Linked DNA regions of Mus musculus: all the other regions are linked to region 1. Evidence: chromatin loops called from intact Hi-C (ENCODE). Cell type or tissue: heart. All regions are shown on one strand. Each heading gives the region's core, and the rest is flanking DNA. Links, peaks and the distances in the headings are about the cores only. Region 1 has its middle 15 kb from the start of Des. Region 2 overlaps Speg (SPEG complex locus). Region 3 overlaps Gmppa (GDP-mannose pyrophosphorylase A). Region 4 overlaps Speg (SPEG complex locus). Region 5 has its middle 51 kb from the start of Slc4a3.

What was found. Peaks named below come from ENCODE experiments on the same cell type or tissue, not always from the same donor. Only the 100,000 strongest peaks of a DNase experiment are listed, where the experiment ranks them.
Region 2: it touches region 1 in a loop (2.2-fold over the local background); 3 of 42 quality-filtered maps call a loop at or near these places.
Region 3: a loop joins it to region 1, with 2.7 times the contacts of the local background. A loop is called at or near these places in 5 of 42 quality-filtered maps.
Region 4: a loop joins it to region 1, with 1.8 times the contacts of the local background. A loop is called at or near these places in 7 of 42 quality-filtered maps.
Region 5: a loop joins it to region 1, with 4 times the contacts of the local background. A loop is called at or near these places in 10 of 42 quality-filtered maps.

The regions. Positions count from the first base shown.
Region 1 is chr1:75,342,027-75,348,219 of GRCm38, reverse strand. No RefSeq gene overlaps it. Among named protein-coding and RNA genes, the nearest start is that of Des, 15 kb to the left of the region's middle. In heart, for the core only: a CTCF peak has its summit at 3,003 (motif pointing left); DNase peaks (open chromatin) are centred at 3,049, 3,379, 3,739 and 5,179; H3K4me3 peaks cover 1,522 bases; H3K27ac peaks cover 3,906 bases.
Region 2 is chr1:75,411,145-75,417,337 of GRCm38, reverse strand. It overlaps Speg (SPEG complex locus), which reads right to left. Exons shown (of 41, transcript NM_007463.4): 17 at 6,136-6,193; 18 at 5,877-6,052; 19 at 2,910-3,022; 20 at 2,170-2,338; 21 at 1,922-2,018; 22 at 1,596-1,796; 23 at 238-295. Among named protein-coding and RNA genes, the nearest start is that of Gmppa, 22 kb to the left of the region's middle. In heart, for the core only: a CTCF peak has its summit at 3,378; no DNase peak of the experiment used is centred there; H3K27ac peaks cover 1,565 bases.
Region 3 is chr1:75,442,815-75,449,007 of GRCm38, reverse strand. Gmppa (GDP-mannose pyrophosphorylase A) reads right to left here. Exons shown (of 13, transcript NM_001357170.1): 13 at 5,829-6,107. The coding sequence ends at 6,007. Among named protein-coding and RNA genes, the nearest start is that of Asic4, 4.6 kb to the left of the region's middle. In heart, for the core only: a CTCF peak has its summit at 3,104; DNase peaks (open chromatin) are centred at 1,137 and 3,107; H3K4me3 peaks cover 3,500 bases; H3K27ac peaks cover 4,633 bases; H3K27me3 peaks cover 4,052 bases.
Region 4 is chr1:75,394,940-75,401,132 of GRCm38, reverse strand. It overlaps Speg (SPEG complex locus), which reads right to left. Exons shown (of 41, transcript NM_007463.4): 7 at 1-78. Among named protein-coding and RNA genes, the nearest start is that of Speg, 23 kb to the right of the region's middle. In heart, for the core only: a CTCF peak has its summit at 2,252 (motif pointing left); DNase peaks (open chromatin) are centred at 772, 1,082 and 2,192; H3K4me3 peaks cover 1,805 bases; H3K27ac peaks cover 2,618 bases.
Region 5 is chr1:75,594,694-75,600,886 of GRCm38, reverse strand. No RefSeq gene overlaps it. Among named protein-coding and RNA genes, the nearest start is that of Slc4a3, 51 kb to the right of the region's middle. In heart, for the core only: CTCF peaks have their summits at 3,048 (motif pointing right) and 3,787 (motif pointing right); DNase peaks (open chromatin) are centred at 3,806 and 4,756; H3K27me3 peaks cover 1,057 bases.

The DNA.
Region 1 (6,193 bases), core at 862-5,861:
GCCACTGGCCCTCCCCACAGCTAATGCAGACCTACCTCCTTCTGGGTTCTCTGAGTTCCAGTTTCCCTACCACACGTCTCCTAGTCCCCAGTTCCAGCAGACTACAGGGGAAACCTCTGTACTTCTCTGGGTATCGTGAGTCCTGTGCAGTCCTGAGCTTGCCCAAGGGACAGATGAGGCAGAGCTGTCAAGGCTGCCACCCCAAGGAGAAAAAGAGGTCCCACTCTTTGACCAACCTTGGAAGAGCTTTTGTTGTTTGTTTGATCGTAGTTTGGCTTTTTCTTACTGTATTGATCTCAGATAGGATCTCACTGTGTAACCCTGACTGGCCTGGAACTCCCTCCACAAATCAGACTGGCTTCAAATTCACAAAGATTTGCTTGCTTCTGTGTCGTGAGGGATCAAAAGCGTGCATCACCACACCAGGCATGGCATCAGGCTTTGTGGGCTGCAGAGAGGAGGGCTCAACAGGCTTGGACAGGGCAGGCCCATCAGCCACCCTCAGAGCCAGTTCTTAGTACTCTGCTAGAAGGTGAGCTCTGCTTGCCTCTCCCTTCATGTAGAGACAGACCAGTGGCGGTGATCCTGGGTCATCACTCAGCACTTGCCTCTCCCTGATTCATCTCCATTCCTTTCATCTTTCCTCATCGGCCCTTTTGGTTCCAACTCCTCTAGTTTGGTCATATTCCTGCTGTTCTGGGCCCTTTCCAAATTTCCTCTGAGGCTCTGGGTGCTTTAAACAGGGCCCGAGCGGCTGGCAATGACCTCACAGGGCCACTATGCACAAGCTGCTATTTATAGCTGTATAGGATCACACTGCTCTTCTTCGCACAGCCCAGAGTCATGGTCATCTTAAGGGTCCCCTCAGACTCTGGGGCCTTCTCTGACACTTTAGATCACATCACACAACACAGCCTAAACCATGCTTGCTAGGGGGAGGGGTACTTATTCTCTGAACCATTCAGGTACACACCGAAACTGAAACTCCAGAGAACACCAGACAGGGTCTTGCCATGTAGCCTCTCAGCCTGCACATCAATCCGTGCTTGTTCTAACTCTTTACTCCCCCATCCTCTTAGACCCACTGAGAAATAGTTACACAATGGCTCAAGTTCTACTGGACTCTATAGAGCCTGAGCAAAAGAAAGAATTGGGGAAGAGCAGATAGGCCCTGCCTGGATTCAGACCCTGGGTCGATCCCTCTTGAGGAAGTCTGTTCTCCACGAGCCTCAGCTGAACTAGCCAAATGGCTCTGCAAGTAGAGGTGACTGTTGCCAGACCTGATAACCTGAGCTCAGTCCTTGGGATCCACACGACTGAAAGAGGAAATTCCTACACATTGTCTTCTGACAAAGCCCACACATTAGCCAGGGCCCATGCGCATCCATACGCATGCACACAAAATAAATTTTAAAAATGTAATTTAAAAAAGAAAGTAAGCTGAGCAGTGATGGCATACAACTTTAATCCCAGCATCTGGGAAGCAGAGGCAGGCAGATCTCTGATTTTGAGGCCAGCCTGGTCTGTAGACTGAGTTCCAGGATAACTAGGGCTACTCAGAGAAACCCTGTCTCAAAAAAAACAAGACAAAAGGAAGGAAGGAAGGAAGAAAAGAACGTAGGAGCCAATGAAAGCTACATGTAATACATGCAGTGTAGGTAAGAGGATTAGATTCCAGGTCAGCCTGGGCTATACACTGTGAACTGGAGACCAGCCTGAGCTATGACAGTGAAGGGCTGGGTGCTGTGTTTTATAAACAAGAAAAGGAACCAGGGATATGTTTGATAGAGGTGCAGTATGGTGTGGGGTAAGAGGGTGCCTCTGCTGGTCCATGCTGAAACATCTTTTCCCCCTGAGGTACCAGCCACACGCTGGATATAGTATGGAATAGAATTTACGTAGGTTATGGGGAGGAGAGTTGAGGAGGAAGTAGAGACAGAGAAAGGAAATGGTGGGGAATAGGAGAGGCCGGCCATGAACACAGAGAGAGGGGGAGGGGAATGGAAAGAAAAGGGACAGAGAGGGAGGAAGAGGGGAAGAGAGTGAGGAAGAGGCAAGCAGCCCCTTTTATACTGAGTCAGGCATACCTGGCTATTGCCAGGTAACTGTGGGGCGGAGCCTAAAAGGAATGTTAACACTGGGGCTTTAGCTCCGTGGTAGAGCACTAACACACTTAGGGTCCCAGGTTCAACCCCCAGTACTTCTGGGCCTGTTTCCCCATCTGTGAAAGAATAAGAGAAAAGGAGACCACAAACTAAATGACCCATAGCCGTAAGCTCTCAGTAAGGGCCAGCCATTACCACGTTGTCCCGCCTCTCCACTACAGGGTCTGGCTCTAAATCTTGCGTCTAGCAGGCACAAGGCCAAGATCCATAGCCACAGCCTCCTGACTCCAGGTCTCCCGCTCTTCCTCCCACAGCCTATACTGCCTCTGGTAAGACCCTCGCTGCCACTCAGGAACTGTAGCTCTGTACTAGGCATGGTACTGTGGATCGCTGCCTCCTGACGACCTTGCGAAGCATCGGCTTCCATCTTCCTTTTACAGAGCAGATGGGCGGAGCTTGAAGAGGGGAGTGGTAAGTTCCCCAGGGTTGCACAGCAAAATAAAACAAAACCCACCACCGTGCGACCACATCAAAACCAAACCCACCTGGATTTGGCCCTTCCTAGTGGCCCTAGAAGGTCTGCTCTTTTCTCTGTGTGGGCCATACAACAGACAGAGTTGGCAGCACCAGCCTAGGTCTTTCTCTTTAACTCAGCCCTATAAGGGGATTTCCATGGGAGAAAGTCCCACATTCGGAGTGAGGTTGTTCGGGACAGGCTTCTCTCTCCAACCCCACCGCCCTCCAGTTGGAAGCTGAGGCCTCAGGATGTGTGTGGAGGTGGAGGATGTGGGGGTAGAGGTTTCCTAGCTGTAGGGCAAAAGAGATGGACACCCACACCCACACGCTAAAGCCTCACACTCCCCTTGGTTGCACCCTGGCCACAGACTGCCCCCAACCGGCCTCATCCACACATCCCTTCTAGGTAGGCTGCCTGAAGACTAAGGGCTGGAGCCAGGCTAGATCTTAAAGCCTCGAAGTTGGAAAGAGACTCTGAGGCCGATTGCCAGCTGCTGGGGATTCCCATCACCTCAGCACCCCAACTCCCCCGGGGCAAGAGATGACCCCCAAGAGGCTCTTTTCCCACGAACATCCCAGCAGCGGCACAAGTGTTTCTGCTGCCAGAAGCTGTACCCACACAAGTCCCAGAGTCCTTCAGACCCCCCTACTCATCTTGCCTCGGATAAGTTAGCCCTCCTCCACCCTCCCATGCTGGGTACCGGAATAGAAGCTCTGAGCTCCTACTCTTGGGACTGGGAGCGGCCACAGCCGCTGCTGCCACTCAAGATAGGGGAGGGGCTGCAAGGAGAGGAGGGCCCAGTGGGGGAGGGGACTCGAGTTGCTCCCCAAGTCTTTTCTTCACAGCTCCATACCATCAACAGAACAATACAGTGTCTGGGTCTTGGGGCTCCCGGCACAAAAACTTTGTACGGGGTCAGCATCCTAATTTCTGTCCCTTCTCAGCTTGGCTCAGCATCTCTTTTCAACTGGGTATCTAGCCCATCCTACTCCAACTCCAACTAAGTAGATCGTCTCTACTGGGTGACCCAGCATTCCAGCCTTACTCGGGTCAAAAGGGTTTCCGGCCTGACTTGGGATCCCCACCCCCACCCTGAGGTCTCTGGCCCGCTCCTCTGGGCCTCCCAGTTGCTGGCCCTTTGCAATTCTTTCTCCTGGCACCTCCCCCCAGCCCCGGCCAGATTTAGCTTCTTTAATCTTCCCTGAAATCCAATCCGGCCATTTCCTGAGCACAGGCTGCACTTCCCAAATGGCCTGTCACTGGAGAGGGTCCTGGCCAGGGAGGACTCAACTCTTAGCTAGACTGAAGGAACCCCACTTCCAATCCTGTACCTCCAGTTAAACCTCTCTTCTTCCCACTCCAGAGAAGCCCTGAGAACTCTGGCTATGTAGGGTTCAGCTAGCTACCATTGGCCTCCACAGGCAGGGCCAAGGGGAGCCTGTTGGAATGGGCTCTCTCTCTGCCTGGGGCATCTTTACTCAGAGTTCTTTTCTACCGTGGGCCTCTCCTCTCCCTTTGCACTGCAAGCCTGACCATTCGGCTCTTCCCTTCTTGGAGTGCAGACTGGAACCAGTACACCCAGGCACTCACCTGAGCTCCTCTTCCTCCTGTGTGACCTTGAGTGTGTCGCCACCCTCTCTGGGATCTCCAGGAAATGGGTGGAGATCATAATTTAGACCCTTAGCTTAGAGCCATGAGGAGAAGCTAAGAGACTTCATGCCCCGGACAATTCTGGATACATGACAAGTGTTATTTAGACACTAATGGAAGGGCTGGAGATAGAACTTGGTGTGAGAGAACTGGACTAGCATCCACAAGGTCAGGGCCGACATCCCCTGAACCCCCAAACAGCAGCAGCAACAGCAACATGTTCATCATAGTCTGGATTCTTCTGAGACATTTTAAAAAAGTGTCCAGTGAGAACACCATTTCCTGCCTTGAAGCTCCGAGACTTTCTTCTGTGTTAAGATACCATGGATTGTGAGACACTTCACTTATTTAATAACATCATTTCTGGAGGAAACAACAACGTTACCGTACAAAACGTACAAAACTGTCAGCCATCCATCTTCTGATCGCAGAATGTTCTGGAATGCAATGTCTGTGTGGCATCCCTTCCTCTATCCTTCTTCTCTATCCAGAGACCCCCTGTCCCAGCTTCCTTGTATTTATTTATTTACTTACTTACTTGCTTATTTTGTTTACTGTTGGTGCTTGAAGACTGGGGTTCAAGTCATTTCTACCAAAGGTTAATTTGTTGTTGTTTTGTTTTTTAGCTAACTGGCCCTAGGTTAAAAAAAAAAAAAAAAAAAAAAAAAAAGCATGCATTTCCTCATGCCCCGGTTTTTCCTTAAGCAATTCACAATTGTAGTGAATATTAAACAAAGTGTATGTATATATTTATTCAGCACTGAATTGGATATTCAACACACGGGAGCTATTATTATTGTAACGATTTTGAAACGTTTGTTGAATTGAATCAGTTTTCCCAAGATGTGGGAGGTGGAGCTCTGGTATTCCATGGTCCAGATGCCCTCCAGTGGTCATCATGGGGAACGGCAGGCTTCCTGTAGGCTTTGGGACTCCCCTAACTGGTTCAGAAATTCATTAAACTACCCACACCCACGCCAGGCTCATCCAATCCTCCTGGAATTCTTCACGTTACCCTTCCTTTTAAGGCGACCTTAGGGATTTCTAAAAAGAGAACTGAAGAATATCAGAGATGTCTAGAGAAGCAAGGTTTAGCAATGGAGGCTAATCTAGACACATTGTCTCAGAGTCCAGAGTCCCACTGAAATAGATTGTGTTAATGCCAAAGACGGGAGGAGAAAGACCACTGAGCCAAATCACCAGGGCCAAATTAATTAAAGCGGGCAATTAATCAAAGCAAACTTTTAAATGGGTACATGGGTTTCCTCCCACTGAGGCAGGATTTGAGGTCAGTTTGGATGTGAGGGAGGCAAGGTTTTTATAGCTCAGGGGTAGGGAGTTTTCAAATGGGGGATCTGAGACAAAATAGGCAGCACACAAGCACACCTAGTTAGTCATAACAACCTCTTGTAACAAAGACACGATTGCAAGGAGGTCGGAACAGCAGATAGTCCTAAGAAGGGAGCCAGAACAACCCGTTTGAAACAAAGACAGGGTTGTAAGATGGTTATTAACTTTTGAAAGGAAGACATGACTGCCGTTCCTGGAACAGGCAGTGCAGAACCTTTTGTAGTTAAGGTTGCAGGTGGGGCACAGCCTAGCTCTTGAGAGTCTGGAGGTGTTACCATGAACAGGAATGAACCTACTTTGTCTTTACTGTAAGATGGCTTTTAAGCCTAAAATGGAGGCCGGTTGGTTCTTCAGCGGGTAGAAGGCTATGAGCAGAGCACCATTCCTCTGTGACCCAGACACTGTGGGACTTGGTCTGTGGAAACACCCTCCTGCTGCCGTCGTCCCAAAAATCTAGTCCAGGACGAGGTTAGCCTGAATCCAAGAGTCTGAATCTATGGCTTGACGGATCTATCCTCCGCTCACCCAGGCCGTCTTTCCTTCCTCCATTTATCCATTCATCAATATGTAT
Region 2 (6,193 bases), core at 517-5,516, 69 kb before region 1:
AGGAACACTGGGAAGCAATGGAGTTAGGGGCCAGAATGTGTCTGCTGTTGTTTACAGAGGACAGTACAAGTCTTGTCTTGTGGAGTGGGGAATTGTGCCATCTGATGTTGCTCCCCACCACCAACCCTGGCTTCCTTGTGGGCACAAATGGTGTGTATAAGTCCCACCCATTGTTCTTAGAGTTCGCACAGGTGAAAGGTGGTTCACGACCTTGCCCCTTCCACCCACTGCCCTCACCTCAGACTCACACACGGTGGGCTTCCTGGCCATGCGCTCTAGAAGCTCTTCTGTGCAGCTGTGTCATAAGTCAAGGAGTAAGGGTTAGGTACCAACTGCCCTGCTCCACCCCAGAGCTGCATCCAGCCCATGCTCAGAGCTCCTAGGGCCCTGGTTCCCCACGATCAGAAGGGTCAGACACTGGGTTCCACTTTCCTGGCAGCAGATTACATAGATAGGAGACCTGCTTGAACTTGAACTCTCAGGCAAGTCCCTTACCTATTCGGGGAGTGAAGTGAAGGCGACAGATCCTCTCCTGACTTATGAAGCATTTTACACACCTCAAATTATAGTAGAATCTTATTGACTACACAGGGAGCCTTCTGGCAATATTTGAGAGTAACCCAGAGGTCTTCATAGTGAAATTGTCATTTTGCTGTGGTCTGGACTTGGACAGGGCAGACTGTGAGGCTGGTGTGCAGGTCAGAGTCACCCTGCTCCAGGAGGGTCAAGCCAGCCGTCAGCATTGCTAGCTCAACGTGCCTTGTTGAGCCAAAGGTTTTATACAAGAGAAGGGTGTGGCTTTATAAAAAAGAGTCCTGGTAAGTAAAGCAGGTCTGGGGTCTCGTCTGGAGCAGGGTCCTGTCAGATGTGCAGATACAGTACACTGCATCCTGTGATGGACTACGGTGTTTGCTAGATGCAGGACCTTACACTATACTAGTTAACCTCTTTATGCCTCTTTCATCAGCCATAAAACAAGGATGAAGTTCTACCAGGAAGATATACACGAGGACTGAGTATTGAGTAATTATAAAACCCGTGCAGCATTGCCGGGAACACACTAAATGTTGTATAAACTTAAGCCTTTTTTAAAAGACAGGGTTTCTTATCTAGTCCCTACCTGTCTAAGAACTCTCTCTGTAGACTAGGCTGGTCTTGAACTCACGGAGATCCACTTGTCACTATCTCCTGACAACTGCAATTAAAGTCGTATGCTACCATGCCTGGAATGAACTTACGTTTGTTGTTATTGTTGTTATTCTTTGAGACCAAAGATCTAGAGAGGCTTTTCACTCTAACATTCAAAAGGTCTACCTTTTAAAAAGGATTTGGCATAGCCTGGATTAGGCTATGAAACAAGTATGATGTTAAGCTTCAGCTCTCCCTCCCCAGTCCTGGGATCAGAGCCGTGGGTCTCCACACGCAGTTTTATGCAGTGCTGTAAACTGAACGCAGGGCTCTGAGCGTGCTAAGTGAGCTAGAGCCCCACCCCAGTTATGGCCCTAGCTCAAAGGAGCCCTTTGCAAAGGGTAAAACATGTTCCAAATTTGCCTTTACAAAGAACAGTCTTTCACCCCCATCTCGTCCCAGGATACAGCTCCGTGACTATGACAAGTCCCCTGCGCCTCTCAAAGGCTTCGTGGAAGTAGAGCACACAGCCATGCTGGAGCCGGGCCAGCAAGCGCGCCTCGCGTCTTGCTGATGCTTTAGGCTTAGCCTGGCTAGGGATGAACTTGGCTGCAAACTCCAGGCCAGAGCTCCTCTCCACTACACGCCGCAGGTAGGAGAAGGCACCCCTGGATGACACAGGGAAGGTGACAAGACACTGCTGTTACAACAACGCTGACCCTCCATCCTTCCTGGCCCTCAGACCCAGCAGCCCCCTCTTGGTCCTCAAAGGCAGCTCTTCCTCGCCCCACACCTGCCAATCTCTTGGTGGATGTCGTAGTAGTCGCTAAGTCTTCTTCCTCGGTGTTCCTCATCCTCTCCGACCCCCTCGACCTCCATGGCTGTCTGAGCTGGGGAGGAGAGAGATGTCCCCATGTTGGGAGGACAAGAAAGGGACAAGGACGGAGAAGGGCAATGTGGGACAGATCCAAAAGGCAAAGGACAGAATTCGGGAACCGGGCAGGATACTGCCTGTCTCTTCTCCCCAGAACACGAGCCCACCTGAAAGCACAGACAGCTCCGCCTTGCAGGAGACTTCGCCTGCCAGGTTCCGGGCGGTACAGGTATAGACGCCTCCATCCTGGCTTCCTGCGCTGAGCAGCACTAGGGAACACTCGTTCTCCTCATACACGAAGCTCACATGGTTGCTCTCGGCCAGCAGCACCTCATCCTGCAGAGAAGGGTGTCACCTGCAGCCTGAATCTGGCTTTACTGACACCTGGACCTAGCTATTCCTCCACACCCAGACAGCCTCTTTCATCTGGACCTGAAGGCCAGGACCCTGCCTATCAAGCCCCACTGCTGCCTTTACTCAGTCCCTCTGACCCCAGGACCAGCATCAGGTTCTCCGTTATCTCTTGTTAATAACCCCTAACCTGTGCCCATCAGCGGTGGCACACACCTTTAATCCTAGCACTCACTTGGGATGTAGAGGCAGGTAGATCTCTGAGTTTGAGTCCAGCCTAGTCTACAGAGCAAGTTCTAGGACAGCCAGGGCTATACAGAGAAGCTCTGTCTTGGAAAAACCAAAAACCCAACCCAACCCAACCCAACCCAACCCAACCCAACCCAACCCAACCAACCAAACAAGATCCCTAACCCTTCAGTTATCCCCAAGAATCCAACCTCCTCCTTCTCCTCCTCCTCCTCTTCCTCCTCCTTGTAACTATGCCCCTGGGGGCCTTCTAGGACTCCACAAACCCCCAGCTCCCAGGCTACTGCAGCCTGCATTACCCACTGACCTTGTACCACATGATGTCTGGCAGTGGTTTCCCCTCAACTACCACAGCAAAGCGAGCGGTTTCTCCAGGCCCCACCTCCACATCTTCCATGATAGACTCAAACCGAGGTGCCTCTGCAACAAACAGGGACGGGAGAGGACCAGATGTCGTCACCACAGGGGCCTGCCTCCTCAAGTCCTGTCCTTATCAGCAACTGGATGGTGAGAACACCAGCCCTTCCTTTCCAGCTCCCCCCTCGCCTGAGGACACCAGAGTTCCTGGCTTGGCTCTCACTGTAAATCCTAACAAGGTACTGGTCACTGGTACAGGTGGCTTTGTGCGACCCTTAGGATTCGTGTGATGGCTTTGAAATTAAGACATTTTCATACACAAAAGAAGCCTGCATGTCCTATCTCTCTAGTCTGACTCTTCAGCCCCTCTTTTCTGCAGTAACCATGAGGCAGGTGCAGTGTGGCTCAGAGCTGCCCCCTATGGGTGACTGCTCTTCTCAACACCCCACCTGCTGGCCTCAGAGTGCCTGTACTTGGCCCCCCGCAGGAGGAAGCTGGGGCTGTGACCTAGAATTCAGCTCCTGAAGGGCACAGCCTTCTCTCTCTCTCTCTCTCTCTCTCTCTCTCTCTCTCTCTCTCTCTCTGATTCTTATTTAAATTGTCTAGAAAGCCTTCTGCCTTCTGGGAGGTGGCAAGCCCAAAGAAAAAAAAGCACCGCCCAAATATTAACCAGACAGTCTCGGAGGGAAGTCTCCGCTTACTTCTCCCGCAAACCACACAGCCAATCATCCCCTGCAAAGCAGTCTGCAGTTCTCGTGGTAGAGTTAAGCACACTTTGCAGTGTGCCTTGTGAAGACTGTAAATCCCAAGCCCTGTGTTCTGAGTGCATCTCGAGGACCCCAGAGGAATTAAAGTAATCAAGCCCCGAAGGGAAAAAATAGAGCAGCTGGGTATAGATTGCCACCACCGTAGGGACCTGCCTGGCTTTATATAGAGGCTATTGCGGGGCTGGGGCAGAGGCTGTTTGTTATGTGGCAGTCAAGAGAAGGGGCTGCCTTTCTACCTACCCTGCCTGGCTCGTGGTGAAGCAGGGCATTGCAGAACACGGTATCTGCTATAAGACCCGGATCCCTTTTGGCTCTGGGTGGTTAAGATAGTCTCTCTCCATCACCATCCATGCCAGGCTAGGATGCAGGGCTGCTAGGCCCCTTCAAGCCCCAAACTTGGCTACCCCTGAAAGTGTGGACAAGTCTAGCAGATACTCCAGTGTGGGGACAGAGTGGTGACTGAGTCGGAAATGCAGGGCAGGAACTGGACCAGAGAAAAAGCCCTGAACTGGAAACCCCATCAGCACAGAGCCAGGAGGGCCCCAGCTCCTCCACATGGCCCCCTGTGGCTGCTCCTCCTCTCTAGGAACTCTTGGTCCCCTGTTGACTGAGGGGGGAAGCAATTTGTCAAGGTCAAAACTCTGGAGGTTTTTAAGTGAGTTTCAATGATTTTTTTTTTAAAGCAACAGAAAACGTCCATTTGCTCATAGATTGTCTGTGCTAACTAAAATGTCACTTTGTTTGCTTTTGGCTGGAATTGTATCCACTAAGCAGGTAACACTGTTCAGTCCAGGTAGATACAGATGCTGGACTTAATTAGGGACCCAAAACACAAAGCAGTGGCCACTTAATGCATGCTATAGCCCCAGAAGCTCTGACTTTAAAGGAGAAATTCCCCCCTCCCAAAAGGGGGAACTTTGGTTCTGGACCTCCACATGCTTAAGGTGACAGTGGTGAAGTCAAAGTGGCTTCGGAGCTGGGCGCAGGCGAAAGGCTGTGCTTAAGGGCATTTGCTTTTTTTTTTTTTTTTTTTTTTTTAAATGTATATGGGTACACTGTCTTCAGACACACCAGAAGAGGGCATAGGATCCCATTACAGATGTTTGTGAGCCACCATGTGGTTGCTGGGATTTGAACTCGGGACCTTCAAAACAGCAGTCAGTGCTCTTAGCCACTAAGCCATCGCTCCAGCCTGAGCATTTGCTTTTTAATTAGCTTCTCCTTCCCTGCTGTTTTTTGCTGAGACACTGTTTCCTTACTGATTTTAGCATACAAACTAATAGTGCTCAGAGCTTTGTTGTCTGGCATGGGGACTTGAACCTAGCTCCTGAACTTAGAGCCTGTGATCTTGGGCCAGGTTACTTAACACTTTGATAGTGTTTCCTCATCTGCAAAATGGGAATGGTAACGAGCCCCATCTCACGAGGTTGAGGCATTAAATAAGGTACGTGGGGGCTGGAGAGATGGCTCAACGGGTAAGAGCACTGACTGCTCTTCTGAAGGTACTGAGTTCAAATCCCAGCAACCACATGGTGGCTCACAACCATTCGTAATGAGGTCTGACGCCCTTTTCTGGTGTGTCTGAAGACAGCTACAGTGTACTTACATATAACAATAAATAAATCTTTAAAGAAAAAAATGATGTCACAGTGATCCTGGTACTTATGAGACGTTAACATTGTACACAACGTTGTATATATAGGTGTGTGTGTGTGCGCGCGCGAGCGCTAGGGATTTGACCTAAGACCTTGTGCTGGAATGTAACTTACTCTACAGTAACCTGGGCAGTGGTGGCTCACACCTTTAATCCCAGCACTTGGGAGGAAGAAACAGGAAGATCTCTGAGAGTTTGAGGCCAGGCTCTACAAAGAGAGTTCCAGGACAGCCAGAACTACACAGAGAAACCCTGTCTCAACTAGATCTTCTTCACTTGTAGCCCAGGTTGGCTCAAACTCACAATCATCTTGCCTCAGCTCCCCGAATGCAGTTATAGAACATGTCACCATGCATGATCAATATAATTGACATTATTGCTGCTATTATCACTAATACTGGCATTGCTACTAGAAGGACAGGCCTGAGTGGGTGGACATGGGATTGAATCTCTGGCATGCAACATGACTCAAAGGGATGAAGAAGTTGTCACTTACCTGCCAGCTCCAGGGTGACCGAGCAGGCCTTTGTGCCGTGGCGGTTTCGGGCACTGCAAGTAAGGGGTCCCAGGTCTCGTCGGCTCACCCGGCAGATCCGCAGACAATACTGGTCGTCATCTGGCTGACTCAGTTCATACACACCTGTGCGCGCCTCGAGGAGGGCTCCCCGGCAGCTAAGGAAGATATGAGGAGTGGTCTTGTCAGGTTGGGGCTGGATGATCCCAAATAGGGGCCAATGGGAAGCAAGGACTCATACCTCCTCCAGACAACCTGGGCCTCCACATGGTTAAAAGTGACGGTGACACAGGCAGGCT
Region 3 (6,193 bases), core at 551-5,550, 100 kb before region 1:
CCATGCATGGTGCTCTAACTAGATGTTCCCAACCTTTCAGCAAAGTGGCTTCCCAGGGCCCCACAGCTGGGTGTCCCTACACGCTTCCCATGAGTCTAGGTCAGCAGGCTCCCAACACTGGGAGGAAAAGACCCCCACCCCGGGGGGGCAGATTCAAGGGCTGCTTTTGGCTGGGACACAGCAGAAGTTGACTTGGCACTGGAAGCAGGCGCTGAGTTCCTATGGAAAGGTCCAAGTGACCACAGACAGCTAGCCCCCTCTCTACTTGGTACCCTGGCAGTAGTCCTCCATACTCTTCCCGCCCCCCCCCCCCGCATCCCCGTCGACTTCCAGACCTTTCCAAAGTCCCCCCCACCCCCACCCCCTGCACCACATACCCACCATCCCTCCTTTTCTTTCTTCCCTTTTCTCCCAATATTGATTTTTCTTTACTGGGTTTTAAAAAAAGGGTGATTTAATTGCTTTTTTAAGGTTACTTCGGTCTGGGACTCTGCCAAGAAAGTGGGAGCTGCCCCCTAGTCTCCCCCAGCATCCACCACTGCCCTGATATCCTGTCTGAATTCCGCGCTATCGGCTGAGCGCTCAGGGTCAAGCTGTCTCCACAGCATGCTGACCTCCATCGTGATACCTCCCCCTGCCCCCCAACTTCAGGTCAGCAGGGAGTCTTCCACCTCTAAAAGGAAAGACGTTGGGTGGTAATTCCATACCGGGCTGGGGGGTGGGGTGGGGTCTGTGGGGGAACTCCAGGGCACTGGAATGAAGCAGCAGCTTGTTACATGCAGATTCCCACCATTGCCCGGTGGCCAGCTGTCTCTAATTGTCCGCAAGTCCCTACCATCCAGTCTCCCAGACCTCCTGGAATCAGGCTATTCTCAGTGGGGACCCCCATCCTTCCAGCCCATCTCTTGGCGGTTTCCACTCACTCTCTCCCCACCCCCAGCCCCTTCTGGCCCCCTTTCTATCCCTCCATACCCCCTTTGCCTCTGGCCCTGTCCCCTCTCCCCCCCTTCTCCCTGCTTCCCTGCCTGCCTCCTTCTCTGCCCGGCTGCAGTTGGGTGATAATCTCCCTCATTTAGCCTCCCGGCTGCTTCCCCGGCTCATTGCCCAGCTGGTCCCTGGGGCCCGGCCCAGTTTCTTCCCCACCCCCACCCCAGCCCTGCGCCCAAGCTCCCTCAGCCTTTCCGTTTCTCTCACCCATTCCCTAGGGACCAGCTTGCCCCCTTAGGGGTGGAGCAGGGGTAGGGGTGGGAAGCAGGGCTGAGGGAAGCTGGTTAGGACCTGAGCTAGCTGTAAGCTAGTGGGAGGGGCGGCTAGGGAATACGGAGTTTGGAGTGTGGGGAGGGGCTACCATTCAGGCAGAATGTGAGCCCCCACTCAGACTGCTCTGCCCTCCAGTTATCCCCATTTCCCAGATTTGTTCATAGCCCAGTTCTCCCCACCCTGGGATTTGAGTTAGGCTTCCGGAAACTGGGAAAGAGAAGGTTATTGAGAGAGGTAAAGGTCAGAGTACATTGGGCTAGGCAAACTGGGAAAGGGGTGGAGTCAACAGGGTGGGCAGGATGGGTTAGTCAGAGGTATTGGGAGGATGCTTGGAAGTTTTACTTGAGCAAAATGACTCCAAAGGGAGACCCGAGACTCCCTGGGCAGAACCTGAGAGGTTTCCCAGGGAGCCTCTTCACAGCCCAGGGACTCCCCCCACTCCCCACAAAGGAAGCCTTTTCTGTTCTTTCCTGTCCTGTGGGGGCTCCTGACTCCCCTGGCTGGCTGGCTATCTTCATAAACTATACAACCTTTGAACTCCTAAGGAGCATTCTATAGATCCAGTCCCCAGTCTCCAGATCCCAAGGGCCACTTCCTTGACCCACCCCAGCTCAGAATTCTGGACCTGGTGCTGACCAGGGGGTGGGAAGCTAGCGTGGGGCAGACGTGAGCAGGAAGGGACAGGGATGGAGGGGTGTGCCTGGCCTGGCCAGGCCTGGCTGGCGAGCGAGCAGCAGTGACAAACGGGCTGTGCGGGGGCCGAGGGGCGGGGGGCGGACGGCGGCTGATTTATCTGGGTTATTTATGCCACGGACGAGGCAGGAGAAGCGGTTAATGAGAGTCCCGGCCAAGGGGGGATGGGAAGGACCGGACGTGATCTGAGGCAACTGAAGAGGGTTAGCATCCCACCGCCAGGCCCTGCCCCCACTGTCACCGGTACTCTCTGCACCCCGACAGGGCCCTCCCGGGGCTATCCCAGGGAAGCATCCACTCCTCTGTCAGGCATCTATTCCTATTTGGGTATTCTCAAGCGGAGGTCATTGGTCACCAAGAATGAAGAGGGTGGGATTCAAGCTTAGGGAAATCCTGGAGGAACTAGGGAGGGGATGTGGAAAGGGAGGACAGGAAGAAAGATACATCCTGACTGGCTAGAAACAGACAAGTTTGAGGGGTCAGTGGAGAGGGCTGAGGTAGAAGAGGGAGGGTGGGAGTAGGTAGGCACCCCACAGACCCTAAGCAGATGCCAGAGAGAGGGCAAAGGGCCTCTAGGCACTCATCCCTGGTGTCAGACAGGGAGCCCTGAGATGGGGGTCTGAGTGACAGAGAGGCTAGGCAGGAGGTGGCGCTGGTCAGAGAGCAGAGAGAGCAGGAAGGAGGGAGAGAAGATCCCGAGAAGGAGGGGGAGAGGGCTTTGCAGCAGCGAAAGCTGCTGGGAGCAGATAAGGCAGCACGGCAGCAGGAGGGATTAAAGCTCCGAGGGGCATGGGGGGGTGGGGGGTTGTTGCCGAGTGGGATGATGGGAGGGGGCAGGGAGGAGAGGGTTGAGGGCAAGACACCCGGCCGCAGAGACGAGCAGAGAAAGGAGAGCTTTGAGGAGGCAGGTTTAATCAGGGGCTATTAACTAGGAGAGGAGAAAGAAGAAAACTCTTGATCATTCGTTCTGGGAAGGAGGACTTTTCTGTCTACACCCCACACATGCCTGGGGTGGCAAAACTAAGCCAAGCGATGAACTGGGGAGGATAGAGGACTGCCGAATAATAGGGTTGGCAGAGGCTGGCCCCAGGAGCCGCTCAGAACGGATCTGGAGATACCGAGGGCACACAGCGCCTCCTCGCGGCGGTCAGTGGAACACAGGCGCGTCAAAGGAATAGGTCACTGATGCTCAGTCCACTGGGGTAGACACCCCACCTGACTAGGGGTAGGCCTCCTTATGGGGAGGGGTACAGTCTTGGAAAAGAGTAAGTTGCTACCCAGGGTGGGCTCCCAAGGCGTCCCTTACCATCCCTTGACCTACCAGAAGGTGTTCTTGGTGCCAATGAAACCCCTTGCTCCCCTAAATCTAGCCTAGGACAGTTCAGAGATGGCTTGGTGACAGAAGGCAGCCTTAGTGGGAAGAGAGGAAAGAAGAGGGGGGTGCGGGAGGGGAGCGGAGGTGGCAGGCGGGGCTGGGTAATTGCGTGTTTGCCAGTTCTCAGTCTCTGCACACAGGGAGCGTGTGTTGGTGGGTGTTGCTTCCCTTTGAGGAGTGTCTGTTGGCAGAGGTGTCAGTGTGTCTATCTCAGGGGTCTGGGCTCTCCTTGGTTCCCACCCCCTTTGTGTTTTGGGGAGCATGGCTCTGGGCACACCCAGCTGTGTTCCGTGCTGATGCGGCAGATGTGGCGGGCCCCAGCTGTGCCTGCTTCCCAGAGAGGGGGAGGAGGCTGCAATCTGCTCCCCCATAATGGCTGCTAAATGCCAGGGGGAGGGACTAAGATGGAGGTAGGATTGGGACCTGGGCAACCCCAGCAGGACATGAGTGAGAGAGGGCACTGCTCCCCCCACACAACCCCACTCTGACCAGTCCCTCCCCAACACTAGCCAGCATTCTTGGCTCTCTATCTCGATTGCTCCTGAAGCCCATCCAAATTTTTCTCCATACTCAGTCCCTGTCCTCAGCTCTCCTCCCCTGTCACCCCATCCAGCTTGATGCCAGGGACCCAACCCCCCCTCCCCGGCCCCCAGCTCGCTCCCCTTCGCTGATTTTACAGAATAATCTTTTTATGGAAACTGGGAGGAAAAAAAAAGCACTAATGGCTGGGAGCACACCCCTCCCCCGCATCCCTCCCCCTGCTCACTGCCACCCCACTTCCACCCCAGTTCCTTCTGGCTTCTCCCTTCTCAAACCCACCCCTGAACCAGTACCCTCCTACACCTATATCTCCATGAGGCTAATGAAGGTTGGGTGCACATCCCCAGAGTAGCAGATAAGGGGGCTCCCTGCTACCTCTCTGGAGGCAGAGTGGCTCCCACATCATGGGCTGTGAGCTCCTCCCTTAGACAGACAGATGGGGCTTTGGCTTCTCCCAGTGCAGAAGAGTGGTCGGAAGGAGTGAGGGCATTACCCCCTCACCCTTAAGACACGGTGCACCTGCGACTCCCTCAGCCTGGGCAATGTTTTGAAGGTCTCAGCTTTCCTCCTCCATACCACCTTCACTGACCCTTTCCCCCTTCAGAGACTCTTGCCATCATGTCTCCACCCCCACTGGGTCTAGGAGGGGGGTCCCGGGGGCCAGGGCCTGACACAGACTTATTGGATTTCACGGTGTTTTGCTGAGAAAATAATTAAATTATCATATTTATGATGGAGCTGCCATGGCCTCTGCCAACCACTTGGAACAGAAGGGTCAGGGTAGGGGGAGGAAAGGAAAGGAACACAGAGCTTGGCCTTGTGGTCCAACCCTCTCCTAGCCCCTTCCTTAGGGAGGTGACCCCAGGCTGAATAGGTTTGCATCTCTGCTGATGGTTGCAGACGTGACAGGTCTGTGCTGGAGGCAGGCTGGGAAGAAACCAGGGAAAGGGGCTGTGGTGATGCCGATTATAGTTTAGGATTGCTAAGACCTTGGGCCATCTCCCCACCCCCACCCCCCACCCCCAGCTCTCAGCCAGCCCTCATGGCATGGGAGGTCATCTCTAGGGCAGTCCCCAGGTCAGCTGTGGTCCAGTCCCCATGTATCTTTCTAACTGCCTGCCCGGAAAGCTATGAAATCCTGAGCTTGGTCCCAGACCCTGGGGTTAACAACAAGGTCCCGACACCCTGCTGCCTGCCACCCAAGCTGGCTGCCAGGACCCCCTCCTGTCTCCCACCCAAACCCTGCCCCCCTATTCTCTTCGGGTAATTAGATTCCTCTCAATTAGCAGATTACGATCATTACCAGCTCATCTGGCAACTAAACTCAGCACCCACAGCTGTGGAAAGGGGGGTGCCAAGAGGGGCACACTGGGGTCATGGGCAAACATGGGGATGTGTGGAGAGCAGGGCTATGATCTGCCAAAATGTATCAGACTGCCAAGGGGTAAAGGGGCCTCTTTGAAATCAGACCTCTGCCGGAGAAGTGGGGGGTAGATCCTGGAAGACCCCTGGGTAGGGGCAAAGCCCCCAACTCCCCGAAGCCAGCCTGGGAGCAGATGGGGCTGGCAGAGCGTTAAACAGGCCAGGGCTGGGTCTTGGCATGGAGCTGAGGAGAGCAGGCTGCTGGGTGTTCAGCCTGCGTCCCAGCCTCCCAGCAAGGGTGCCCACTGAAATCCTTCAGCTTTCAGCATTCTGGAAAGCCAGGCCCGGGGAGGCAGGCCAGCGAGCAGGGTGAAGGTCGTGGGGGCCAGGGAGCCTGGAGGGCCTTCCTCTAAAGCAGCTAGTGCAGAAGGCTGAGGCAGTGGGAGGGGGAGATTTACCAAGACTCCGAATTCATTATTCATGAGCCAGCAGCAACGACTCCAATTTAAATGCTAATGTGGGGGGGCCTGACTCAGCTGCCCCTCTTGTGCCTCCACTCCCCCCCCCCCCAAGTCCAGGCGCAAGTAGGAGTCCAAGCTGGCTCCAAGGTTCATAGGGGTTTATTTGGCAGTAGGGAGGGAAGCCAGGTGTCCCTGGCCACACACAAGGCTCCCTACAAGGTGGCTTCCTCAGGTCCTATCTGGACAGAGCTAGCCAGGCAGGCAGCAGCCCAAAGGAGTGTGGGCGGGAGTCCTGGGGGCCTTTTGGCAGCATCCTCACAGGATGATTTGGTTGGTGAAGCTTCGACTTAGCTCCTTATGTGGTAGAACAATTGAGTTCAAGATGAGCACCTCGGCAGGGATCCGAACACGGCAGCCTGGAGCGTGGATGAGGGCACCAGGAACAGGTCGAGAGAGGTGATGAGGCAGGGAGCTGGGGCCATGGCCAGGCCTGCCCATCTGT
Region 4 (6,193 bases), core at 337-5,336, 53 kb before region 1:
GCTCTGGGAACTCCTCTGGGGGGCTCAGGTACTCCTCATCAGAGGTGATGGGGCTGCTGAAAGGGGATGTGGAGCCGCCTGGAAGAGAGATGAGAGGATCAAGGGAAAGGATGAAGAGAGCCAGCTGAGCACACTGCAAAGGTGAAGTAGTTCCTGCAGGCCCAGCTCTGACTTCATCTCCTCATGACCATGACCACTTCCTCTCCCTGAGACCGATTCCTCCTCTGTCAAGGCCTGCCAAAGCCTATCCTCATGTTAGTCTACAGAGAATAGCCTGGAGCAAACGGTGTGGCCAGCAGAAGAGCCACTGATGGCTTTAGAGGCAATCCTGAATTCTACTCAAGCAGTTAATCTATGTTACTAGCATGAAGCTCCAAAGAGGTAGCAGGAACCTCTGGGATCCCCACCACAGCAGGGTGAAGCACTGGTTTCTTAGGTGAGCTGGGCCTGGCACGGAAGGGCAGCATACACCTCATGCAAGCCCCATCCTGACCTCTGTCCCGAGCCAATGAGGCGTCAGTGTCTAGGCAGCCCATCCCCCTCTCCCTTCTCAGCTTCCCCAGGGGCACCTGTTGGCCCCACCCTACAGCATGAACCCCAGATTCTCAGGCAATGGAAAAGCAGAGTTAGATCATCCATAGAAAAGAGTGGTTCAGCCTAGGAAAAGAGGAAGGGGACACCTGAGTCTGCCTTGGGGGAGGGGTGTCCCCAGGGCCCTGAAGCTCTCCCCTACAACTGGCCAGGGGCCCAGCTTCGCTGAGCTGGCGCTTATCCGACTGCCAAATACAGACATGAATCTGCCACAGCCCCCTGGCCCCTCCTCCTGGTTCTCCAACCCCAAGCCCCCAGCAGTACTGCACCCCAACTCACCCTGAGGCTTTGCACACGAACCCCGGCCTGCACCTTCCTTAAGTCTCTGCCCTGGCACCAGGCCCTCTTGCCCACTGCCCACTGGCCTTAGCTCCCCAGGGAACAGGCGATCAGCCTGGCCAGCCCCACTCACTCGCTGACCCAGCTGAGGCCCCGCACTGAGCCAGCCCTGGGGGGAGGGGAAGTGAGCCTAGGAGCGGGGGAAGGAGGAGGTGGGGGTGGCCAGCAAGAGGCTGGGCAGCAGGCAGGCGCTGGCTGGGAAGGTGGTGCCTGCTGAGACCACAGAGAGCAGCCCCTGGAGTGGTGGAATAGGAACGGGGGAGGGGCGGAGCCCAGACCAGCTGAATTTAGACTCTGATCATTCCAAGCAGCTAGCTGTCTGCCTTTCCTCTCCTTACAGCTTGGGACACTGACAAGAGCTGAACCCATCAGTAGCGCCTAGACTACAGGTGTGGGGACCCCGGTCCTCAGAGGGGTCTAAGGGGTGGCACTGCACTGCGGCATTTAATATCCTTGCCTGGGCCAGAAGTGTTGACCCATACAGCACAGCAAGCGCCATGCTTTGCCCAAACCAAGAAGAATCCTGACCTAGGAATACATAACTAGCCAGCCTTAAACCCCCAAATAGGCCACAACCAGCTTTTTCAGACACAGAGAACCAAAGAACTGTCAGGGCTTGACCCTCCTTTCCAGATTTGTCCCCTGCCAACCTAAGGAAACTGAGCCCATGGCTGCAGACTCCCAGGTCCTGCCCTAGACAAGTTCAGGAGAGCAGGTACTTCAGGACACAGGCCTGCACCCTGCTCAACCATGGGTTCTACTGAATTTCTGCTGGCAAACTGCCCCTCACCCCTCAGCCCACCAGGGCTCAAAGCTAGGGAAGTGTGGGCCGCTCCTCCCCAATGGTCGCTCCTCCCCAGCTTCCGTTTGCACCCAGTGGGTAGGGAAGGGGCTCAGGAAGAATAATAGAAGCAGAGGTGTTGAGCAGAGGCCACAAATCTCTCTCCCTCCTTGATCCCCTCTCTCCACCCAGGGCCACATTCCCAAGCTATGACCTGTGTTCCCCAGCACTGCCAGTGATGAAGAAGTGTGGGGGCCAAGAGGACAGCCCACTTTCAGGCTGGCAGTCTCAAGGTTGGGGAGGAGAGAGAAATCCGAATGGCATTTGTGGCCGGGGGCGTGGCCACCAGCTGATACTGAGGTCATAGGCACAGCCCTTGGAAGAGGGGACTCCTTTCCCTCTACAGAGTTTAGATTCCTGGCTCCAGGGTCACCTCCAGGCTGGACAGTGCTGAGGCAAGCTCCCAGGCTAAGGAAAGGAGGGCGGGGCAAACATTTAACTCGAATTGCCAAAGGTCTATGTTTGCTTCAGAGACCCCTGGTGGCCAGCAGGGAAATAGAACCTAGGTGCTAGCCAGCCAATCAGCAGCAAGCCTAGGTCAAGAGTCTTGGCGAGATTGCTTGTCAGGCTGCAGGCTCAAGCTCCAATGGAATGCCTCTCTGAGAAAAAGAAGTGGCCTCTGTTCCAGCCATAACCCCAAAGTACACCACCAAGCTGTAGAATCCCAAGCCCTGCAGACCGCATGGGCTAAAGCAACTTTGTAGCCATTTTTTTGTAACATCCCAAGCCTGATCCATCTACAAACCCAGATTTCACTGTGGGAGATAACACCAGCAAGGGCAGTGTTCTTTTGATCCCAAACCTTCCCATTAAAGGACCACTTCATTACATTTGACCCAGCTCTCCATGAGCTGACTCTATTCATCTAGCTGCCCTTTGGACAGTTCTTTCAGGCCAGTATCATTCAATAAGAACTGGCATTAGACAGCCCACAAGCAGGAATTTCCCCCAGGCCAGTATATCCAGTCAAGCCTGACATCCCAGCTGTCTGTAGTCTCTTCACGACAGACACCCAGTTTCTAGCACACGGATAGCATCACCCAAGGCCATCTACACCAGAACTGTGTGCGTGATGCTTGAACCACCCACACGGGTACCACTTGGGGCTTGTTTTGAAATACAGATTCTTAGACCTTATCCAGCCTACAGAATTGATTTTCTAAAGTGAGGAGTCGAACACTGTAATTTTTTTCTTCAAAAGCACTCTAGAGATCCCTAGGCACATGGAAGTTTTGAGACCTAGGCAAATCTTCATGGGAGGATGGGAACTCTAAGAGGTGATTTCACTGAATCTCACAGCTCTTGGCCATTCAACTTCAGAGCAGGGCTGTAAATCCATAAGTCTGGTTCGACAGCCCTTGTGATTCCAATGACAGCAGCCAGCTTCCCACTTTGAGCTAGATCTTTAACCCCATGCCAGCGATTTCAAACATTTGTTTTTTTCAAAATGCTTCTTATATGGTTGGGCTTCTTGTTATTTTTGGTTTTTGTTTTTGTATTTTGCTTGTTAGTTTTTTGAGACAGGGTATCTCTGGGCAGCCTTGACTCAATCAGTAAACCAGGCTGGACTTGAACTCAGAGATCTGCCTGCCTCTGCCTCCTGAGTACTGGGATTAAAAGCATGTGACACCACTGCCCAGCTTGGTTGATTGGGTTTCAAAGTTTTCTGAGCACAGGAATCACCTAGAGAGTTCTTTGGGCTATGGTCCCCTGTAGTCTCTGATTTACAGTCTGGACTTGGGCTGTCTGAGTCATTTGTTTCTGGGGGATTGAATGTAGGGCCTTGCTAGGCCTCTTTTTCTTAGTCTGAAACAAGATCTCTTTAGTTGCCTAGGGTGGTCTTGAACTGACTCTGTATCTCTGGCAAGTTATGATCTCAGCCTCCACAGTAGTTAGGATTACAGGTTTGGGTCACCAGGTTATCTATTGCATTCTCGTGTGTGTGTGTGTGTGTGTGTGTGTGTGTGTGTGTGTGTGTGTGTGTGCTGGTGCTTTTGAGGGCTCATGGAACCACATCTCTATGGCCTATGGTTTCTGCTGCCATCTCAACCTCCCCTCTCAGACACAGCCTTATTACTGTGTGTCCTCCTTAGCATCCACAGGCTACTCAGGGAGTGCTCATGGCTTGAACTCCCTGGACAATGCTTCCCTTATTCCTCTCCAATCATCCCCAAGTTCTGTGGCCCACACAGCCCTCAATCCATCTAGCAGTGTCTCCAAGCATGGCTTCGAGGACCAAGGTGTGGAAAAGACAGTTGTGTAGTCAGGGGACTTTGACTTGATAAGAAAGACACTATAATATATAACATATATTAATATACAATATATAATGGTGAGCAGGACAGAGGCTGAGTGGCCAGGGAGGAGCCAATAAGGGTCATACATACAGGTGACTCTTGGCTCTGGGAATGAGGGAAGATGTGGTATTTAAATTAGAGCTTGCTTTAGAGAAACTAAGGCAAACAAACTATGTGAGGTAGAAAGTATAGGCTCAGAGGCCTGCAGACTGTTTAGGAATGGACATGGGTGACAAACTAAGAAAGGGGCAACAGGGCCATGGTGTCACACACCTTTAATCCCAGCACTTGAGAGGCAGAGGCAGGCAGAACTCTGTGAGTTCCAGGCTAGCCTGGTCTATGGTGTGAGTTCTAGGACTGCCAGGGCTACACACAGAAGCCATATCTGAGAGAGAGAGAGAGAGAGAGAGAGAACCATGTCAGACCAGGAATCTCTTGATACCTGCCACCACCCAGAAAGACCTATGCTCTATTTGTCTGGAAGGTGGAGGCCCACTGAAGGGCTGGCCTTTGCTCTGAAGGCCAAAGGGAGCCCTATATGGTTTGTGAGGAAGGGAGAATGGGCTGGGGATTAGCTAGCACTTCCATGTGTCCAGGCATTTACCTTTGCCCTCCATATGTGCTGCCTTGGTAGGCCCCTCCCAGGCCCTTTTTGAAATGGCTACCACTATGATCACCAGGGAAGTGACAGGAAAGGAGGACTGGGCTTGGAGGTGGAACTTGTCTCAGTGTGTTGGCTTGGCCATCTCCCCAGAACTTCCTGGGGCAAGAAGAAACACTGCTGAGAATATTTCAAGTTTAGTTCTAAATGTATGAAATGATGGTGAGAATTTCATTTGGTCAGCCTGACCCAGTCGGGTAAGTGTTGAATTTCTCACATATGACTATGTTGGATTGTTCAGGGTCAAGTAAGCTGTTTGTATCCATACTAAATTCTTCTGGGTGACAGATAAGCTCCATTCTAAGTGGCAGCCTTAGGGAGTCGGCCCACAGATACCCCTGATGCTGACAGTTGGGACAGGGAGGGAGGGGTGAGTCTGGCTGAGAAGACCATGGTACTCTGCTTTCTCAAATGTCCAGATCCCAGTGAAATGGATAACAGGGGCTGTGTGGTGTTCTCTCAGTGGTCACTGTCTTTGCTAAGGAGGAACCTGAAACCATGCATTTGGTGGCCTAGGACCCAGGCCAAGAGAAGAGGGTAGAGGTTGGTGGCACATTTTTCTTCTTTACCTTTTGCATTCACATTGCCCAATAAATAGTCTCTTTCCTAACAAGATAATGGAAATCTTAAATATAAGACTAAGATAAGTCATGATGAATGCACTCTCCTGGCCCAAATTTTGAAGGGCAATTCTCCATCCTCTTAGAACCTCGCTAATCTTACTGAGTACATCACTCATTTATTAAGGTGATGCTTACATGATAGACCAAAAGAAGGAAGAGGAGGAAGAAGAATGAGAGAGAGAGAGAGAGAGAGAGAGAGAGAGAGAGAGGACAAAAAGGAAAAGGAAATGAGGACAGTTTTAAGGCATAGTGCAAGGCCATGGCTCTGTTCAATCAAACACGTGAGGCAAGCAGGCAATGGGATGGATGATGAAGCACTCTGAGCCTCCCTCCTCTGCCTCCTGTCAGAGTTTACAGTGGAAAGGACCCAAGAGCATCAGGAAACAGGACTAGGGCAACACAGGACAGAGATGGAGAATCAGGAGAGGAGACAGAGACTCCTCCCCAAATCTGGCTACTCATAGAGGCCTGGGCAATGCACTCCTCACAATCTCAGGGAATACCTTAGCCCCAGTGTCTTCAGAGTAGCAGGGAAGGAGACTGTGCAGTGCAGTGGTTAGGGATGCTCAGCCCTAGCTCAACATCCTAACTGAGATGAGGGAAACTAGCAGCTGAGACCATTAACAAGTACGACAGATAAAGTGACATTGCGCAAACACTGAAGCTCCTAATGGGACTATCCACACTTTAAATGCTGGATGCTGGATGTGACTGGTGTACCACGAGGTGCAGTACAGACACAGAACACTTCCCTGGTCATGTGAAGGTGTGGTGGTCAGCGATGTGCCCTGGAACACTTTGCTAACACTCCCTAGTCTCCATTACCGCATTAGTGAGTGAC
Region 5 (6,193 bases), core at 536-5,535, 250 kb before region 1:
AAACAGGGATCAGAGCCCAAAAACCTTTTTTGTATTTCTGGCTGACAGCCAGGCTAGGAATGAAGACGACATTTCTGGTTTATGGGCAAGGCCACGAGTTGAGCCCCTCTCCTTACAGCAATGGCCTCTCCTCCCCACTGTCCTGGTCACTCCCGTCTCAGGAGAGGTAACCTTTACTGCCACTTACAAAATTGGGGAAATGATCAGGTTCCCTGTGTTGGATGGGGTCACTGGATGTGGTAGTTGGGTTACCTTTCCAATGGTCCTGTTTAGAGGACCCAGGGTAGCATGACACCAAGGAAACCAGTCTCATCAGTAAACGCATTTAAAATCCGACTCAAACCGAAGCTCAAAGACAACTTTAGTAGCCCCAGGACGAGAAAGATGTAAATGCAGGTAGCTTCCTGGAGGAGGAAAATGGAGAAGAAAGTGTAAGTCTGCTGGAGTTAAACCAGCATGGAGGGAGGTCAAAAGATAAGCAGCTCTGTGATAGGGAAGGGAGCGTCACGGCCAAGGTGTCAGGGAAGCAAACTTAGAAAAGAGAGGAGAACAGGAAAAAAGGAGGCTTTTCCAGGTGAGTCAGCAAAGTTAAGAGCTATATGCCTGTGGTTCTCTAAGAAACTGCCCTTAGGGGGCAGGAAGAAAATGTTCTCTATCGCATCAAAGGGATAATTCTTTCTCCTGGCCCTTTATCATGGCTTAAAGTATATCTGTCTTCCTACAGGTAGCCCCATCTCCCTGAGAGGTGGTCCCTTAGCCAGGCGATTGGCCTGTCCAACTGGATTAGATCTTTTATATTTGGGTAGCTTCTACCCCAGGCAGAGACATCTCTATTTCTAAGGCACCTCCACAGAGTCAGGCAGGGCTACTGTAACATGACAAACTTCCTGAACTTGTTAACTGATTCTGCAGCTTGGAAGTGACCTAGGGTCTGAGAGATACACACTGGCAGGCTTAGGGAAAGGCTTGTGGTGTTGATAGCAAGCTCCAACCTGTGGTTTATTTATGTACCAAGAGCAAGGTAAGAATGAGTCTTCTGTTTCAGCATGACTAAGAAAGAATTCTTCATTATATGTATTGAGTACTTATGAAGGTGTTTGCTTGCTTGCTTGCTTGCTTGCTTGCTTGCTTGCTTGCTTGCTTGCTTGCTTGCTTGGTGTTTGGTTTTCCGAGACAGGGTTTCTCTGTGTAGCCCTGGCTGTCCTGGAACTCACTCTGTAGACCAGGCTGACCTCGAACTCAGAAATCCACCTGCCTCTGCCTCCCGAGTGTTGGGATTAAAGGCGTGCACCATCACCGCCCAGTTGCTTATGAAGTTTGATTGGAAGGGCCATATTCATTTTTGTAATGTATGGCTGCTTTTGACCAAACAGACAGAACTGACTATCATACATCATAACCCACAACACACAACCCACAACTAAAACATTTTTAAAGTTTATTAACTAAAATAAATAAGCTAGCCAGAAGGTGGTGGTGCACACCTTTAATCCCGGGACTCAGGAGGCAGAGGCAGAAAGGTCTCTGAGTTTGAAGCCAGCCTGGTCTATGGAGTAAGTTTTGGGACAGCCAGGGTTAGACAGAGAAACCCTGTCTCAAAAGAAACAAAAGATAAAATAAAATAAACTTACCTAGATTTGCTCTAGTGTAATGTGAGTTTAATACTTTCAGCAAAGACAAAGCCCTTGACAAGTTTCAGAACAAAGTATGCTGACCCCATGTCCAGCGTCTGAGCTGCCACTATTGAGACTTTCAAGCCTCTTGCAGGGTCCCAGCCTGGGTCCCTGTGGGTGCAAGGTAGTGTTCTAGGGTATGCGGGTAAAAACACCAACAGAAGCCTTGGCGCTAGCAAAAAGGATCACCTCAGATCAACTAGGACCACCTATACCTTCCGTGTGGACCCCTGGACAGGTCCCTTGGCAACCTGGGGTTAGCCCAGTCAGAACCATACATGTGATGAATACAGGAAGGCTGTTCAGGCTCCAGAGACCCTGGATTGCTGTGTTTGCCATCACATGAAATGAGGAGGGGGGCAAAGAAAGAAAAAGCGACCCTAGCTCCGGAATCTAGCTGAAGTCTATCGGCAGCAGAGAATCAAGGATTTCTGCAAAGCTCATACAGCAATGAATGCTGCCTCTATAATAGGATATTCTCTTTACCTAGAGATAGTTCATCTCCAATATTAACATAACAAAGAAGCATGCCTAAGGTTAACCTTGTGTAACCTTTAAGCTTAGCTTTCCTCCTTAGCCAGTTAAAACCCCCAAACTTTCTGAGAACCTCACAAGATATGAACTTGGTTCACAGTCAAAATACGTATCTTGACTCCCTGTGACCCAGTGTGTTGTGAATTTGGGCTTATATTAATTTGGCCCCCAAAATTACACAGGAATCCACGCTTCTGCGCATAAGATGCTGAGGGACCCTACCTACCCCCAGTTGGTTTGATCGGTAAATAAAGTTGGTGACCAATGGCTGGGCAGGGAGATAGAAGTGAGACTTTTTAGGATGCCCAGGTAAGGGAGGGAGGGAGGGGGAGAGAGAGAGAGAGAGAGAGAGAGAGAGAGAGAGAGAGAGAGAGAGAGAGAGAGAGAGAGAGAGAGAGAGAGAGACTGTGGCCCCCACTGTCTGGCTGTGCCCATCTCCTCCATCAGCACACTTGAAACACTCTGGGTACCAGGACACATACCAGTTTTCTACAAAGTCTTTTGGGAAGAAACATAAGCTGCATGGGAAGTGTTGCAGGCATAGTACATTCTATTGTTTACTATCAAAATCGTTTTTAATTAAAAATTGTTTGTTATTAAAATACTTCATTTCAATATACCAACAGCTCGTCGTCCTGAAAAAGAAAACCACAGAGCTAGAAAAAATTATCTCAGCCTCTATAATGTGGAGAATGCTATAAATACATTTTAAAATATGTACATATGTCATATGAGAGGGATTATCCAAATCCTGTATTTATCAACTTGGTCTCTCATAAAGGTTTTGTGAAGTTGGTATAAAACTTAGTTTTCCTGAGAAGTGTGTTACAACACTCTGCCACTAGGGGGCAGCATATCCCACTCTTTTCCCTTTTTCAACCAAAGTTAAAGTTACAGAAAAACTGTAGTAAGCAATTGCATATTGTATAATGAAACATGCTGTGTGTGTGTGTGTACTATATGACATATAGCATGTGCATGTATAGCATTATGTAACATAAATGTGTATAAAATAGAATGTAAAAGTCTATGTTGCATCTGTAACATAATTTGGGAGAGGGTAGGGAATGTATCCTATACGCCGGTAAATCTCACTGAATCAATCAATCAATCAATCAATCAATATTCAGAGGTTCACCCATTCCTCTGAAAAGAATGAAATCAGAGATTTAAAAGGACAGCGGAAACCCCGGCGTGATGGCACACTCCTTTAATCCCAGCACTTGGGAGGCAGAGACAGGCAGATTTCTGAGTTCGAGGCCAGCCTGGTCTACAAAGTAAGTTCCAGGACAGCCAGGACTACACAGAGAAACCCTGTCTCGAAAAAACAAAAACAACAACAACAAAAGAACAGCAGAAATGTTCTTGCCTTGCCACCAGCAAACTCAGGAGGGGCTTGGTCCACTCAAAGACGGTGCCCCTGTCACCCTGAGGTGCCCCTGTCACCCTGAGGTGCCCCTGTCACCCTGAGGAAATAGCAGGAGTTGCAGCACAGATGACAGTGGCCAAGGAATCTGGGCAAATGCCCTGTTTAAACCAGGAGCCAAGAGACAGGAGAGACAGAGACACCCAGCCAGCACCAGGGGGCCCTGGAGCCAGAGGTTGAGTGCAGAGCACTGTGTGAAGCCAGGGCAAGTGTCCCAAACAGCAGCATACAAATAGCTCCATAGGTCATATGTGGGGAATCCCAAAAATGGGACTTTAAACCCATTTCCAAATTAAGACTGGGAGTGGCGGGGGGTGGTTAAAATCCTAGCCTGTGCACACACTCAAGACAACGAGAAACCCTGAGTGTCTGGAGTCACTTAAACCAGAAAGCGGCTCACCCGTCCCTTGCCTCCCCTTGACTCACACGGTCAGTCACCTTACATCACCTGGGAAGCTCCCTTCCCCTTCTCCGCCCCCCCCCCTACATAATTCGGATCTCTCCATGTCCCAGTGTAAATGCCATACCTCCACCCTCTCACCCTACCCCTGAGCACAAGACACTTCCCCAGACCCCTCCCCTGGAGCACCCATCTCCCCCAGGACATGTAGAAATGTGCCTTGTTTCCATAAGGACAGCATTGAAATGCAAGGTACAGGGGGAAAAAAAAAACCAGTAACCTGTGGTCACTTAGGTAAATAGGTGTTTCTTTTTCTCCATGATCAGAAATCCCAAGGCAGGCAGCTTCCGGCTATCATTGGAGGCGCAACGATGACGTTCATGGTGTCTTTTCAGTAGTCTTTGTCAAAGGCACGTCTGTGCTGGACAGTCCCCAGATAGCCTTAACTGACCCAGTCTCTCCCCACCTCCCCTTTGCACATGTAATTCTCAAAATAACTGTAGAATGTTTTGGGGTGTAATGTGGAGGCAGGGCACCCGCCAGAAACAACCTGGAGCCTTGCTCCCATCTCTGCTCAGAAATGTGACTCCTTTAGTTAGAAAGGAGCATCCCTGGCAGGCTGGCCTCTCATATTTGTCCAGAAGACGGATACCCTTGGCACTTTGCCCATTGAACACCAGAAGTCCCAGGAGTATGAGCCCAGGGCAGGGTGACTGCTGGGGTCCCAGGCTGTGCTACAAGTGAGGGACTCCACAGCTCTCTTAAGCCTTGAGGAATGGCTGGCCATGGGCCCTAAGCTGCTTTTGTCCCTTGTCACCAACCTATCAGGATCACATCCACTTTATGCTTCTTGTTGTGAACATCGTTCACCTCACCCAGTGCAGGCAGTTGGTCACAGTTCAAGATGCTGTGAGCAGAAACATCTACACTCCCAGCAGATGCCTCCCTTGATCCTGCTCTCCGGCCTCACGGTTGCAATATGGCTGCCACACCCGCCGGCATCGCATTTTCTTTCCGGGTAGAGGAAAGGAGTGCAGAGCCAGCTGCTTCTCCTCTTTTATCAGGGCAACAGAAGTTTTCCTAAAACCCATGAGCAGAGTTCTGCTTTAAAAAAAAAAATTAGGGCTAAAGAGATGACACAGCAGTTGAGAGCACACACTGCCCTTGGCAAGGACCTGAGGGTGGTTCCCAGCGCCTGTATCAGGAAGCTCGAAGATGCCTGTAACTCCGCCTCCAGGGGATCAGACTCACATACACAGACACTGATAAAATAAAAATGATTTTCTTTTTTTTCTTGTTTGTTTGTTTTTTTTTTTAAATTGTGTGGTGGGCATGGGGATATCACGGTACACAACACATGTTAGTGTCAGATAACAGCTTGCAGAAATTGGTTCTCTCCTCACACCTTCCGGGACCCAGGCATGGAACTCTAGCTGCGAGGCTTGGCAGCAAGCTTCTTTACTTACCTCCTGAGCCATCTCACTGGCCCCAGAGTTCTATTTAGAAGTCGTGACTTTAGTTTAAATGGCATCTCTAGACTAAGGATGCAATCCGGAGGTAAAGTGTTTGCCCGCCCTATGTGAGGCCCTTGGTTCATGCCCAGCAGTACAAAAATAAAAAAGATAAACAACATCACTTAGCCATTACTACCTTGCAATAGCCACAGCAAATGTGAATGACAATGGCTCTCAGGTCAGCTTAGGAATCATTGCCCTCCCTGATCCCCCAAGGCCTTGGTCACAGCAGCTCACCAAACCAACTCCACCCCCACCCCTGTCTCCTCTCCGTGTGCTATGTACCCAGTCGATGTGCCTCGCTCTCCCGACCAGGCGGGGACACACTAGGCAGGCTGAGTGGGTGTGGCCGCTGCGAGATAATTAAACCTGTGCCTTTCTTTTGATCCCTGAGATCTTCCATTTGAAATTCACTCTGATGGAGTGGAAAGATCCGGGTACATGCCCTGTCTAACCATCACGAAGGGTTAAACCATTTTTATTTCAGGTCTCAGGTGACCAGGGAAGGCTCGCTGGCAGGAGTGTCTATTGGGCGCCTCGGAGGCAAGCGATTGTGGGAATTCAGAATTAGTTTGAGCAAGCTCTCTTACTATCCCCTTGATATCCCCAGAATAAAAGCAGCAGTGACATTGCCAGTGACCCAGCT